Regions from separate parts of the Homo sapiens genome. Here region 1 is linked to region 2. The links are chromatin contacts, found by Hi-C in ENCODE. All regions are on one chromosome and are shown on one strand. Each heading gives the region's core, a stretch centred on a gene start or an enhancer-like site at or near the end of the contact. The rest is flanking DNA. Distances are from core to core; before and after follow the strand shown. Region 1 overlaps SMIM35 (small integral membrane protein 35). Region 2 holds the start of LINC02703 (long intergenic non-protein coding RNA 2703).

Region 1 (7,427 bases), core at 3,789-6,288, 2.1 Mb after region 2:
CAAAGGTTCTGAAAACTTACTGGCCAGCACCACCTTCTCTCCCATCCTTCACAATCAACTTTTTGAAAGAATTGAAAGACTCACTGACTCCACTTCCAACTGCTTCTGCAGCACTGACAGCTCCAGGGACACCCCGCACATGGTATGCTATAATATGCGAATGGCCGGATGGACTGCCGCAGCAAGCTTGTTGGTCTGGAAATGCTCCAAAGGCAAAGAGGAAGAGGCAACAGCCCCAGGGAGTAGAAAGAATGCTCAGCCACTTTCTGTTCTCTCCACATGAAACTGTCATGTCAGTTCTGGGCCTCAGTCTTCTCATCTGTGAAATGGACACAGTAGTCTTCAAGTTGACTTCTTTAATTAGTGCCCTGGGCACATTGCTACCCCTGAGTGTGCTACATGCAGTACTGACTGTAGGCTCCTGGGCAGCAAAAACCCCTCTGATTTCTCTCTGTGTCCTTTGCACCCAATCAATGCCTAACACATCGCAATGGGTGCTCAATACTCAATAAATTTTGATGAATAAATGAGTGCATGGATGAATGAATTTCTTCCATTCGTGGTAAGGAACTTGAAGAAGCATAGTATCCAAACATGAGAAGGCAACAGTGGTGATGGTAGCTTGTGGCTGAACAGATACTTGGGAGGCATTTAGACTGAGCCTAAAGAAAAGCAGCCTGTATATATCTATTATTTTAAATTTTATCTTCAGGCTTGTCATCTTCCTAGCTGAGTCATATCATGCTGGATCCCTTCCCTGCAATTTTCACCCTACAACTCTTGGGTGTTGTAGGAACTCAGGGCTATAGACCAAATGGGAAGGCAAGGGGATGTGGTCAAGAGACAAGGCAAAGGACCATGAAAACATTCAACATGCATTCACTCTTTGGGCAAACATTCATTGAGCCTCTGTCATGGGCAGGCCCTCTGGAAATACAAAAGGCATCAGACATGATCCTTCTCCTTCTTGGCTCAGTTGTGTAGTACATACACACACACACGCACACGCACACACACACAGGGGTGTCTCCACCCACCTCCTTCTCCACTCCCCACCCCCACCCAGCACTGTGGAACTGATTAGAGTCCATCTGGAGGGAGAAGTAGGTTCTTGGGGGCCAAAGATGTCAGAGTAGCTGCCAGTTTGGACTGAGGCTAGAAGTGGGTGAAAAAGGATTATTCCGAGTTACCTGAGCTCTGAAATAGCCTCCCAGCTGGAAGGGACCTCAGAGTCCTCAGGTCCAATGGCAGCCTTATACAAACAAACACAGCATCAGGGGCTCAGAGAGCTTGCGCTCACCAGCTACAAGGGGAGGAAATGGGACTAGAATAGAAGATGTAACTTCTTTTTTTTTTTGAGACTGAGACTCGCTCTGTTGCCAGGCTGGAGTGCAGTGGTGCAATCTTGGCTCACTGCAACCTCTGCCTCCTGGGTTCAAGAGATTCCCCTGCCTCAGCCTCCCAAATAGTGGGGGCTACAGTCAGGCACCACCATGCCCAGCTAACTTTTGTATTTTTAGTAGAGACAGGGTTTCACCATGTTGGCCAGGATGGTCTCAAACTCTTGACCTTGTGATCCACCCGCCTTGGCCTCCCAAAGTGCTGGGATTATAGGTGTGAGCCACTGTGCCCGGCCGAAGATGTGACTTCTTATACTGCTCACCATCATCCCCCCAGTGGTTCTCTGCTTATCATGAGAAACCGCATCCTCCTGATTAGGGAGGAGTAGACCAACCCAATAGCTCTGCAGATAAAAACTCACTTCCAGCACTGCCCAACCTGTTTTTTCTTGATTTGTTTTTCAACTTCTTGCTTTCTTTTTTTTTTTTTCTTTTGACAGTCTTGCTCTGTCTCCAGGCTGGAGTCCAGTGGCACAATCTCAGCTCTCTGCAACATCTGCCTCCCAGATTCAAGCAATTCCCTTGCCTCAGCCTCCCTAGTAGCTAGGATTATAGGCACGAGCCACCACGCTCGGCTAATTTTTGTAGTTTTAGCAGAGATGGGTTTTCACTATGTTGGCCAGGCTGATCTTGAACTCCTGACCTCAAGTGATCCACCCGCCTTGGCTTCCCAAAGTGCTAGGATTACAGGCGTGAGCCACCGTGCCCGGCCACACCTGTTGTTTTGCTGGCCTGCTGCTACTCTGGGCAGGCAGAACATTTTCACTTCTGGTCTCCAAGTGTGAGAATTCACCAGGCCACTGGCTTCCTGTTTTGTACCAGATCTGTTTAAATATCACGGCTTCTAGATGGTTTTAGATCACTAAGCAGTTTTTAGAAATATAATAATGATCCTCCCATCTGCTCCCACTTTGAGTTTCTCAGACCCCTGGAGCAGAGAGTGGAGCACCAGAGACTCTGGCCTCCTGGCTCCTGGCACCAGGCCCCCTCCAATGCCACTGGCATGGGACAAGACCATTAAGATTTGAAGAAGAACCTAGAGGAGAGAAAAGCTCCCTCTTCACCTGCCAGCCTTGTCACGGTTTTGATCATTCCTTAGGTTATCCTTTAAGATAGAAAAATCGTCATCTGTGTGCTCTCTCTCAGAAATGTAACTGATCATGAGCACAAGGTTGAATGTAGTCAAGGATGGGGAGAGATCAAAAGTTTTGGTTTTCAGAGCACCTAGGATTGCACCAGGGATGAAGCAATGCCCAAGATGTTCTGAAGAGAGATTTCAACACAATTTCCTGAGAAGTTCCTGGCTATGGCCAGAGCCATGCAAAGTACCGTGGAGAACTCAGAAGAGGTTTAAAACCTGATTCTGCCTGCAAGAAATGCCCATCAAATAGGAGAAAGCAAGGTTAATTTCAGGGAGACTGGATGCCCCCATGGTGCCTAGCATAGTTCCTGGCATGTTATGGAAGCAGCGTGAATAAATGAATGCAAAGAAATAATCAATAATAAAGTTATGGGGGCCTGAGACTATCTGTATTTAAAATCAGCAGAGCACAAGATCCATGGGTCTTACAGAAGTCTCCCTGGAGAAGGGAAATTTGAGCTGGCATGAAGAATGGGCAGAATTTGGTGATTTGGAGGTCAAGGAAGTTCTAAAAAAACAAAAGGAAGAAAGAGGAGTGGGTCAGTGGGAAGCTCAGAGCTGAGGATGGGGCCTGGGGAGGACTGGGCTCCTGAGCGCCCTTCTCACCACACAAGGAGACCCCAAAAAGAGATTAGAGACCATCTGGAGGGAGGAGTATGTTCTTGGGGGCCAAGGATGTTAGGATAGCTGCCAGTTTGGACTGAGGCTAGAAGTGGGTGACAAAGGACTATAAAGAAAATAGATTCTTGCTTGGCCTTGAACAAATCACTTCACGGCACTCTGGGCCTCTGTTCCCTCACCTGTGAGGCTGTGAGGATGAAGACGCGCATCATAAGCCTCTGCCCTGCACTGATATGTGCTCAGCAAATGTTAGCGTTTCACCCTACAGGTAAAGTTGGTTGGGAATGGGCCAGACTTGGAACCTGGTCAGACACACGCAGAGTCAAGGAAAGGCTAAGTAATGCTTAGAATCCTAGACCACTAGGGAACTGCAGCCATCACCTTTCAACTGCCATCTCCTAAATTAGAAAGATATATTGACACTTTGTACTTGCATCTTTTAATTGTTTACTGAGCACCTACTATGGACCAGGCTATACGCTAAGAACTGAGAATGCAGACGCTTTAAAAAAAAAAAAAAAAAAAGTAGATGAGGTCTTTGCTCTCCTACAGGTAAGAACCAGGAGAAGCCTTGGAAAAATAGTCCAATCTTTTGATTCCAGATGCTGAAATAGATGTCCAAAGAGGTGGAGTAAGTAGCCCATGACCACACAGCACATCAGGGCAGGGTCAGAACCAGACCTTATACTACATTCAGTTCTCATCCTTACGCCCTGATGTCAGCTACATCCGTGAGGGTGCAGACTCTGCTCAGCTCTGGTGCAGCCAGTAGCCAGTTGTGGAACTTGGGTAAAGCATGCTGCTTTTCTGACCCAAGTGCCCCCATATGTAAAACGGGACCAAGAATAATCCCTGTGTCTCAAGCTTGACATAAGGCTCAAAATGCAGTACCATGCAAGAAAAGGCTTTGTGTTCTGTGGACTGTGAACTGTGCAAACAGTCTCTGCTCCTCCTTTTGATCACTAAGCAGTTTTTAAAAAGATAATAATGATCCTCCCATCTGCTCCTACTTTGAGTTTCTCAGACTCCTGAAGCAGAGAGAGGGGCACCAGAGACACTGCCCTCCTGGCTCCTGGCACCTGGCCCCCTCCAATGCCACTGGCATGGGACGAGATCATTAAGACTTCAAGGAGAACTTAGAGGAGAGAAAAGCTCCCTCTTCGCCTCCCAGCCTCATCATGATTTTGATCAATTTTCTAGGACAAAGCAGCCTTCTGTGGCTACATTGGGTGTCTCTTCTCTACTCGGCAAGTAGTCACTGACCTCCTCCAGCACGCTCCAGTTTTAGGAGTTACTAAAGACCTATGGAACATAACTTTGTTGGCAGAGGGTTCAGCCTGGTTGAGGAACAGCACAAATGGAGGAAATGTGGCCACCTGCAATTCAGATCAAAATGGTTGGTGTCAAGTCTCAAGCCCTGAGCGAAGTCACAGCAAAGACGGACTTGGGCCATCTCACAGAGACTAGATATGGCCAGGAGGGGAGGGGCTGCAGGGACAAGAGGCCACCCAGGCTGGAGAATAGCCCCAGAGAAGGCACCAAAGCGTGGCAGGGGAACCCGGACCAGCCAGCCCTTGGACCCCCAGCCCCCGTGACTGCCTCTGGGCTCTTAGGGCCAGTGGAAAGAAGAACCGTAAAAAGGTAGCGGGAAGGTGTTGGGAGAGGCTCTGGCACTGCTATGATCTGGGTCCCAGCCAGTGCCTGGCTCAGCCAAACCTGTGGCTGGGTTTCCAGGCATCTGCTCCCGAATCGTTTCTAAACAAGCTGGAATCTGCCCTTTAGAGCCCTCAACAGAAACACGCAAAGTCCAGGGGTAAGGCCCAGGCCCCAAGGGTGAAGAAAGCTGTGCTCGCCAGTAGCCTGCGGAAGTAAGGAAAAGAGGGGGAGGCTGAGGGGACAGAGGGTGCGTCAGAGGGCCCTAAAAGAGGAAGTCGCCCAGTATCAGTTCTGCTCCCGAGGATGGGAAATACCCTCCGTGCTCCCAGCCCCGGGCAGCTGTCCCCGTCTCCTCACCTGAAGCCACAGACCTGGGGCCAGGGCCACCTGGGTCCTGGGTCCCATCCTCCCTTTCAAGATTCCCCAAGGCTACTGAGTTCTGAGCACTTCCGGGGGCCTAGGGTGGCCGGGCATGGACTGCAGACCCAGGATCCCTGCTAGGCAGGGTGCGGGTACAGAGTTTTATTGGGGCCGGGCCAGGTGCAGCAGCTGACACCTATAATCCCAGCACTTTGGGAGGCCGAGGCGGGTGGCTCACTTGAGGTTAGGAGTTCGGGACCAGCCTGGCCAACATAGTGAAACCCCATCTGTACTAAAAATATAAAAGTTAGTCGGGCATGATGGCGCACACCTGTAACCCCAGCTACTTGGGAGGCTGAGGCAGGAGGATCCTTTGAACCTGGGAGACGGAGGTTGCAGTGAGCCAAGATCCCGCCACTGCACTCCAGCCTGGGCAACAGGGCAAGACTCCATCTCAAAAAAAGAAAGAAAGAAAGTTTTACTGGGGCCCAAACCTCAGGGGTTAGGAAAGAGGCCCCAGTCCTCAGAATTGAAATCCAAGGAAGGAAGCCGAAGACAACTCATCTCCCCTCCCTGCTATTCCAAGAGGCCTTCAAGGAAGGGAGGGGTCTCAGAACCACTAAGGGGCCTTCCTCACTCCCACTTACTCAGGGGCAGAAGACTCAGTTGAAGACCTCCAAATCCAGAGACTTGGTAATTAAGTCAAAGCCTGGCTATGCTGGGAGAATGGCCTCCAGACCCTGGCAGAAAATGGGGTAAGGGCTGGTGAGGCTCCCCACCTTCCTTCCTCTACAATCTGCTAGAACCCAAAACGAGAAATGAGGCTTTGGGAAAGGGAGCACAGGAAGAGAAATCACACAGCTTCCCTCCTCCTCCCACTTGCTCTATTGGGCTCCTGCATCTGTTGCTGGGCTGCTAGCAGAGAGGCTGGCAGCTGGCTGTTCTAACTGCAGGTTTCAGCAGTGACAGGCTCCCTTCTCTTGCCCTACTCCATCCACAGGAGCCCCGAGGACTCTGCCTCTCTGGTTTGAACAAGTCTGCACTAAGCACCTTCTAAGCTGACGTCCTGTGCACACTCTGCCTCCAGTCCAGCAGGGCACAGACCGGAGAAAGGAGTGATGACTCACGAGGGGAACTGCCCTGCTGTCTACCAAACTACAGTGGATTCCTGGTTTCCCTGGTGCATTATCTGGTTTGTTCAGCCTCGCCTGGGTTCCTCTTCACACTCCCACCATTTCTGGCCCACTTTTGCCACAGGACAGGCTTTGCACAAGAAATGCAGAACACTGTAATGTAGAACTCACCCACTCCCCCGTGCCCAGCCCATTGCAGGAGCCTAGGCGACAAGAACATGTTTCTAGACTGTTCTCAGCACTGCACATCAAAATTGGGAGTTGGCCATGTTTGGGAGGCACTGAGGCCTTGAGCAGTAAGAGAACAGGCCCAGATTGGGGATGGGGCAGGGGGAGGGTTGAAAGTGCTGGAATCAAGTACAGAGGGGGCAGGGCAGAGTCGAGGCCCAGCTCAGTCTTCAGGGAAGTTGGCCTCAGGTGGGAATGTTAAAACCATGTCTGGAATCACCTCTGTATAACTTTGCTTATTGAAGCTATGAGTGGCTTTCTGGCCCCTGGTCAACCCTACAAGGGCAGGTAACTGGAGATACTACATAAAGAAGCTCCCTGCTGGTGTCTGGAGGCCTTGCCCACACTGGACTGCACTGGGCAGGGCTGGTTCTCCAGGACATCTGTGACCCCTCCTACAGGCTCAGGGGCTTCCTGGGATCTAGATTCCTCCTGAGGAATGGTGGCCTCTTTTAGTTCTGAGAGAAAGCCGCTGCTGCCCAGCCAGACTCCATTCCCAGAGGCCTGACTCCCCAGGACTCCCATACCATAGGCTGGTGGCGTATCCAGAGGAGACCCCCTCATTCTCCACAATGAGGGGCCAGGCCAGGCCTTGAAGATCCGAGGGGATGAGGGCAGTCCAGGGGAGCCTGGGAGGGGCAAGAACTGCCCAAGAGAGAAATGGTTTGAATGGGAAAAAGCAACTGAGATGTGGGGAAGGGATGGGCTTAAAGGCAGGCAAGGGAACGTGTGGCCAGAGTTGGCGGGCCATGAAGCAGGGGAGGCTCCTGGGCTCAGAAAGCTCAGAACTGAAGTGCTAGAGTGATGCTTCTTGGAGATATTGGCCATCTGGAAATTTTATCTCAGAGCAAGAGTTAAGATAAAAAGCTGTGCTCTAGAAGCTTCCAC
Region 2 (7,450 bases), core at 85-2,584:
TCCAGGCATGTGGGGATATGGTGGTGTTCTCCATGGAGGGAGAAACAGGGCATTAATAAAACAGTGCCAGGAATAACCCTGTGATTGATGGGTAAAGGTCATGGACTCTGGGATACTGGCAGGCACTGATGGGAACCTGTTAGGGCTGGACCGGGACCATCTCTGGCTTCCTGCTTCCCTCAGGTACCAGGATGCTCTGCTATGGTCTCTGGCAAAACTGAGCACTGGGGCTGGGCACATAATTTTGCCTGGGACAACTGCTGTAGGGGCTTCAGAATGCCTGGTTTTCTAAATTTTATTGGTGTCAGGAGAGAGCTTTGATAAGCTTTAATGTGCTATTAATTATTTGGGCTGTTAAAAAAGGGAGTGCATGAGAGGCTTGGAGTTGAATGATCTCATTTCTGAGGTTCTGAGGAGGTACACACATACACCCCAGTGGAAGCCAACTCAGGATCCAGCTGCTCACGGAGTTCCTCCCTCTGCTCAGACACCAAGAGTGCTGCTGCCTGAGACTGAGCAGAGTAGGGAACTGGGGAGGATCTCCACTGCTTTAAACTTAAATGTAACTTGGGCAATTTGGACTTTCTTTGGGCTTTAATTCGCAAGGGCTAAATACTTTGATTTTGGACTTTAATCTCTTTGGGATTTTAATCTCTAAATTTTTCCCTAGGAATTTGATAATGGGAAGGGTTTATATCCAAATTTGGGACATCTTATTTTCCCATTTATTATTGAAGAAATCTTTATGCATTTTTTATTAGCTCTTTATGCATTTTATTATTGAAGTATCTTCACTCTGCTATTAAACCTCATTACAGAACCTCTGATGAGGTTAGTGGTCCATGTGGCTGGACATCAATTTGGATTGGAAATAGAACAGGCTCTGAACTTGCAGTCTTAGACACAACATAGCCTTGGACTGGATTTTATTAACACACTGTTCTGGCTCATCTCAGAGGCTTATGGAAGTGAAATCAACAGTGTCTTAGGATGGTCCCAGGAAGGCACAGGAAGGAACAGAAGTTGATGCTGGGGGAGCGACCTCCTGCTCAGATAGTTAGCTCATCCCCTCCTGGAGCCAGATGACCACATACCTGGTTGTCCAGGGGTTAAACATTAAGCCCAGCTGGTTAAGATAACAAAAATCTGGGGAATTTTTATCCCCTTCCTTCTCTAGTTTTCATATAGAGGGACTTCCCTGACCCCACACACTTGGCCCCTCTCTACTCCCTTTTTGACCCAGCTAGGAGTGATTTGTCACTTGAGTTTATGTATGACTCACTCTCTTCCCCTCCCTCTCCCTCTCTTTTGGTATATGCCTGCCCTGGGAGAACACACAAGCTCTGCTGTCAGCCATGTGGTAAGATTCGTGGGGCTGGCTCTGCCCCGACTGGGGAAGCCTGAAGTTTTGGGGGATCAGATCAGCTCAGGGGTAGAGTAGCAGGTCATTCTGGTCTGACACAAGCCACCCCCTCTAATTTAACATTATCAGGAATAAAGGTGCTATTTCGATCTTCATTTCTCTGGCTCTTGGTCTGTCAATGGAGTGGTTCTGTAGTCGGAGAGGGTGAAAGTGGAGTTACAAATTTGCCCCCCTCAAACCTGAGAAGCAACTCTTTGGACCAATAGCAAAGTGATTTCTCAGCTGTGAACTAACAGTTTGCTTTTGGAATGAATCATGTGCTTTCAATTTTCCACTTCAAAAACACACACTTCAGCAGAAGTCACTTTACAGCAAATGAAAGAAGAAATTTCCCCAGGGGAGAAAGGTGTTTGTTACTTAGAGGAGGGTAGAAGGGATGACTTAGGAGCATCTATTTTTCCCAACTGTGAAGTCACCAGGAGGTCTTTTTGATATTATTGCCCTTCTAGCCAATAAGGCAGTGGTTTGCAAAATGCTAGCAATTAAGCAGTGCTCTAATTGGCTGAATTGTATCTCTCTGTCCAGAGTTCTGGGAGAGAACATAGGCAGGGTTAGGCATGGGAGAATGTGTCTGACTCACAACGAAGGTAGGAAGGGCTGGGTGGGTTTTATTGTGGGATAACTTTCCCAGAGCCTCCTCTATTTAGCTCTCCACATGGAAGCAGGGCTGTCAAAATGGCAAGTTCTACAGAGTGCCCCATTGCAACTGCTCCTCATTAAACTCCCTTCAGAGTCAAGAATGTGTTCACTCTCCTCTTCCTCTTTATATACTCACCACCGCCATCGCCAGCACCTTCACCTTCATCATTGTCTCTCTCATTTATGGAGCACTGTGCTAAGCCATTTTTATGCATGATCTTCTCCTCACAACAACCCTGTGAGATAGATACCCTTATTTCCCCCCATTTCCAATGGGTAAACTGAGGCTGCAGGAAATTGAGCCAATAAATGGTAGAGCCAGAATTCCAGTTCAGACCAAATGTGACTCCAGTACACTATGCAATGTAGATGCCTATCCAATGTCTTCTTGGATGCTTCCAATGACGAGGTGCTCAGTAACTCCTGAGCTTCCCGTTGCACTGTTGGACAGATTGCAAGCTTTCCTCCCCAGGTCTCTGACATTCTGCCTGTCGTTACACAGAATGCATCCTGTCACACCATGGCAGCATGTTTGATTGAGGCAGGGCCCTAGTTAATGCTTTGCAGTCAAGCAGGGATACTGGGCTGGTGTAATGTAAAATGCTGACCTGGGGAAATGGCATTTCACTGAACTCACTGAGGCTTGAAATGGGTGTGCTGTGAACTGTACGGCCTTGCCCTCCTGAAGAGAGGGCCCCGAGGGATAGCTGGAAGGCCTGGCAGAGTGCCTCTCCTCCCTCTCAGCATGCCATGGCCTTCTAGGGGGCTTCCAGTTCCATGCTGAGGCTATACTTCCCTCTCAGGGAGAGCTGGTTGCTCCCGCATGCTGTTTGTAGTGTTTTACATCTACCTCTGCAAACCTGCTGGGCGTTCTGGCTGGATGATGCTGTTCACATTCCGAATGCTTGTGTTTACCCACCTCCTCACTGAACAAATTTACAAAGTCAACATTTTGGGACATCTCAGAGATTTAAAAAAAAAATGGCAACACAAAACTAACACAACTATGTTGTCCTCTCCCACCCCCTTGTTTCTAACACATCATAGAGTGGAATTAACAAGATTCTAGTCCTTGGCACTGGATCAATTCTGGATGCCATCTCCACCCAGTCTCCATCCCGTCTTTCCCCTAACTCTTACTGTTCTGATAAGTGATGGTAAACAGAAAACAGGCCATTGTGTCAACTATACCTGGCTTCCAATCCCAACTCAGTCTCTCACTAGCTCTGTGATGATGAGTAAGTTACATAATCTCTGCGAGCTTTAGTTTTCTCATGGGAAACTGATACACGCTTTGCATTGTTGTGCTGAGCTTTAGGCAAGGTATCCAGGATGTGCATGGTTTTGGTTGCTGGTTGGTCATTCCAGGATTTCATCCTTTCGACCTTGACCAGTTCAGTGATTAATGGTTTTCATCAGTTAAATCTGGATGATGGAGTAATTGAGTCAGGAGTGGGACAGGGCAGCTGGACCCAGAGCAGACACTGAGCACCCCTGGGCAAGCCCCCAATCTTTCTGTGTTTTTGTGCCTCCATCTGTTGTGCCCTGATCTGAAATCATTTTGTCTCTTACTGGAAGGATGTGAGGCTGAGATGGAAAGAAGAAGGAGAGGTGCTCAAAAGTCTGCTGAAGAAAGATGAATAGCCCCTTGTAAGCCCCACTTACTGCTGCCCACCCTTGATTGTCTGTGGCCGTAGAGGAGAGAGAGCGTAATTCTATAAGAGAGGAGCACCCAAAACTGCTGCTTGATAACCCTGGGTGTCTCCTAGACAAAAGCCCTACTCCTTGGGGTATTGTTCATGTTCTTCATGTTCTGGTCCCAGGAGACTTCTGCAGAGGCATCTCTCTGCTCCCTTCTCTCTCCCCAGGGACTACCCACTCTGCCTTGAATATACTGTGCCCATTTGCTCCTTTGATTTTTTATTCTTGGAATGTCCTCCCTTCAACCTCCTTTGCCCCTATACTGCCCCACCAGGTGAACTCAAATTCATCCTCATGGTTTCCTCTAAAGTGTCCTCTGATCTCTATGTGGCTTTTTTTTTTTAACTCCTCCTGACTTCCTCTCCATTTTTATGCCTCTTCTCCCTGTACATGCAGCGATAGCCTCTACTACAGCACCTCATAGTGTGCTGCAATGTCTGTTTACATGGCAGCATCCCCTGTCAGATTTAGGGCAGGGACTGTGCTTATTCTTCCCCATGTCCCCAGTGCCCAGTAAAGTGCCAGGCAAATAATAGACAATTAATAAATACTTGTTGTTGAATTGCATTCAGAGCTGTGTGTGCCCCAGCTCTCTTCTTCCACCTCTCCCTTCCCACAGCACACTCATGGTCTCTCCCTCTTGCCCTGCCCTCTCCTCATTTCTCCCCTCCCTTGTCCCATCGCTGTCCTTGCTATCTCCTAATTGAATTTTTCTGGACAGTAACAAGGCCAGAGATATCTTGCAAAGTGAATACACCACCCACAAATAATCAAGTTGCCACCATTCTCTTAGGCGAGCACCATTTTGGGGATACTATTTATCTCCCCTTCTTCCCATATGTCCAACCCCAGGGTGGGTCATAAAGGGGACAAAACCAGCTCCTCTAATTTGGTGGAGTCCAGCGTGGAGCCAAGCAGCACACGTCCCTCCTCCTGCTCCTCTTACCTCCGCAGGCAGCTCTGGGCAAACAAGTCAGTCTTCATTAAGACAAGGCACACCTGTTACCTGCGTGAACTCTGCCCTTCTCCCCGGTGGCAATTAGCCGGGCTCTGGCTGGTGGAAAAGCATTGGCTTCCCCTGCTTTCTCTGTGAGCTTTTCTTAGTGAACCAGCTATCAGAATCTCCTGCCCAGGGGTCCTGCTGTCCGTTATTATATCACCGCCCCTGCCATCCTGCCTTTACAGCAGCCCTTGGAGAGGAATCTTAATGTGTGCTGAAGACAGCAGCAGGAGTAGGAGGGGGCAAGGAGAGACAAGAACTCGGGTTTCTGGGCAGGTGAAGGGGGCCTGCACTGTATTGTCTTAAACTTCAGAGAGACAGTTTCAGGAACCTTGTATTTATTTATTCCTTATTTCCAGCAAAGGTGAGAATGCAGTGAGGGCCGGTCCAGCATGGATAAAATAGAGCTGCCTGCACGGTGGGGATTGGGGCGGGGGTGGGGAGAAGAAAAAGTGCCACTTTGAACAGAGTAAGGAGGGAATGGGCTTTGTGGGGTCATTTAGTCCATCCCCCTGCCTCCCTAGCCCTCTGAACTATAAAAGCCTTCCCTTTCTCTCAATTAGGAATGAAGCATGCCGGGCCTCATCTCGGACCTGCACACTGCCCCTCATTATGTTCATGATCGGGTGAGGATTCTTGTCTCATGTCTTTCCAAGTCCTTGCAAGGCAGTGTCTCTCTGCTTACAGCATTCTATTCCAGCAGGAAATGGATAAAGAGTGGCCAGAAGGTGAAAAAGAAGAGATGGCCCCCTGAAAGGGACATCCACATTTATTTGAGCACCTACCAGGTACCAGACATTATGCTTGACCATTTTTATCCACAATTTTAGTTAATACTCATGATAACCCAGGAAATATTAATAGATCAATTTCCCCACTTTACAGAAGTAGTCACTAAGACCCAGAGAGAGGAAGGGATTTTCCAACGTTGCCCAGCTGTACGTAGTGCCCACCGTACCCTTCTACCCGTTGTATAGAGTTGAGCAGGTTTTTTAAAGCTCTCTACACCTCAGCTTTTCCATATGTAAAATGAGAGAAATAATAGTAGCAGCCTCACAAGGTTGTTGTTAGAATTAGAATTAGTTAACAGATACAATTCTTAGAAGAATACTTGGTACATCATAAACATCTTGTAAATGTTAGCTGCTATTATTAGTAGTATTAATTATTATTACTTGAGACACAGTCTTGCTCTATTGCCAAGGCTGGAGTGCAGTGGCACAATCATACCTAACTGCAGCCTTGACCTTCCCTGGTCAAGTGATCTTCCCACATCAGCCTCTTGAATAGCTGGGACCACAGGCATATGCCACCACCCCCAGCTAATTTTTTTATTTTTTATAGAGACAGGCTCTCACCATGTTTCCCAAACTGATCCTGAACTCCCAGCCTCAAGTGATCCTCCTGCCTCAGCCTCCCAAAGTGCTGGGATTACAGGTGTAAGCCACGGCACGTAGCTATTATCATTATTTTTAGTCTTTTATTCCTGAATGACAGAGCTTTCTGGGCTTAATAATAATAATTACTATGTATGGAGCACCTTCTATGTTCCAAGCCTGTGCCTGGCACTTTACATTAATTATCTTATTTAATCCTCAATGACTGTATAATGTAGTATTATTATTTCTATGTTTCAAAGAAGTCAATTGAGGTTCAGAGAATTTATAGAACTAAGTAAGCTGCAAGGCTGGATCTCCAAGCCAGCGTCATGTGATTCCCAAGCCCACACTCAGCCACTGCACTGTACCACTCTCCAGAAGAACCTGTGGGCAGGGGTGATCTACTTGGAGATGATCCATCTTTTCTTATTATCACGTGAGGCTTCAAAACCTCCTTCTGTGGCAGAACCTCCCACCCTCCACACCCCCAACATTTTCCAGCTGCAAAAGACATCGAGGGGCAGGGAGGCGGGTTTGCTTCCTCTTCCTTCCCCTCCCCTCTCTTCTTTCTCCTCACTCTCCAGTCCTTCCCTTGCACACTGAGGTAGCCTTGTGGAGCTATAACTGTGTCTTGGTGGGATGTCTCATAACTGAGGCTGCTGGGAGAGAATTTTGGACAGGGGGAACTTTGGAGGGGATTCCCTTTGTGTCTCAGGATGAGAAGTTCAGAGAAACAGCCGGTAGCCATTCATCATGCATGCCTACTCATACATAGGTCAGATATGAGGCAGGGAAAGCCCCATTACTAGAAGGGTTTAAACAGGGACTGTAGAACCATTGGCCAGGATTATGAGAGTAGCATATGCCTACTCATACATAGTTCAGAAATGAGGCAGGGAAAGCCCCGTTACTAGAAGGGTTTAAACAGGGACTGGATAACCATCTGCCAGGGACCTTATAAGGGGGAATTCCCTCTATTCTCTGAGGTTAAAAGAGTTTCCACAGTTTAAGCACATGAGAGGGGAGCTCAGGAGACTTAAAGCCAACTTCTGGAGACTGCTGCAGGGACCACAGTGGGTTCTGAGCAGTAGAAACATGATTCACATTCACATCCAAAGCCCCTACCAGCTATTCCTAGGAAAGCCCAAGCTGAAATGGCATATCGTTTTCCCACAGGTTTCTACTCTTACCCCACACTCTGGTCTTCCTTATGTATCCATTTCATTAGGCCCAAATTCCCCAGAACAGAAAAAGACAGCAGAGAGCTAAGAGCCTTTCTACCTGTCCAGAGCAAATATGTGTTGGATG

Evidence for each region. Hi-C counts contacts between places; a loop is a spot of excess contacts on that map. Pooled maps may share reads with other maps.
Region 1: a map with no recorded cell type shows a loop between it and region 2 (8-fold over the local background). The contact joins the enhancer-like site here to the promoter of LINC02703 in region 2. A Hi-C loop is called at or near these places in 4 of 37 single-sample maps with no recorded cell type and 4 of 50 pooled maps.

What each region holds. Positions count from the first base shown.
Region 1 is chr11:118,006,058-118,013,484 of GRCh38, forward strand. It overlaps SMIM35 (small integral membrane protein 35), which reads right to left. Exons shown (of 5, transcript NM_001394165.1): 5 at 1-319. Among named protein-coding and RNA genes, the nearest start is that of IL10RA, 23 kb to the left of the region's middle. RefSeq lists a silencer at 3,859-3,908 and enhancers at 4,433-4,532, 4,678-5,178. Within about 2 kb of position 5,039, at least 21 of the 41 ENCODE cell types and tissues checked have a DNase peak (open chromatin) inside an H3K27ac peak, as active enhancers do.
Region 2 is chr11:115,918,302-115,925,751 of GRCh38, forward strand. LINC02703 (long intergenic non-protein coding RNA 2703) reads left to right here and starts at 1,335. Exons shown (of 7, transcript NR_187258.1): 1 at 1,335-2,010; 2 at 5,327-5,551. RefSeq lists enhancers at 1,031-1,180, 6,717-6,996.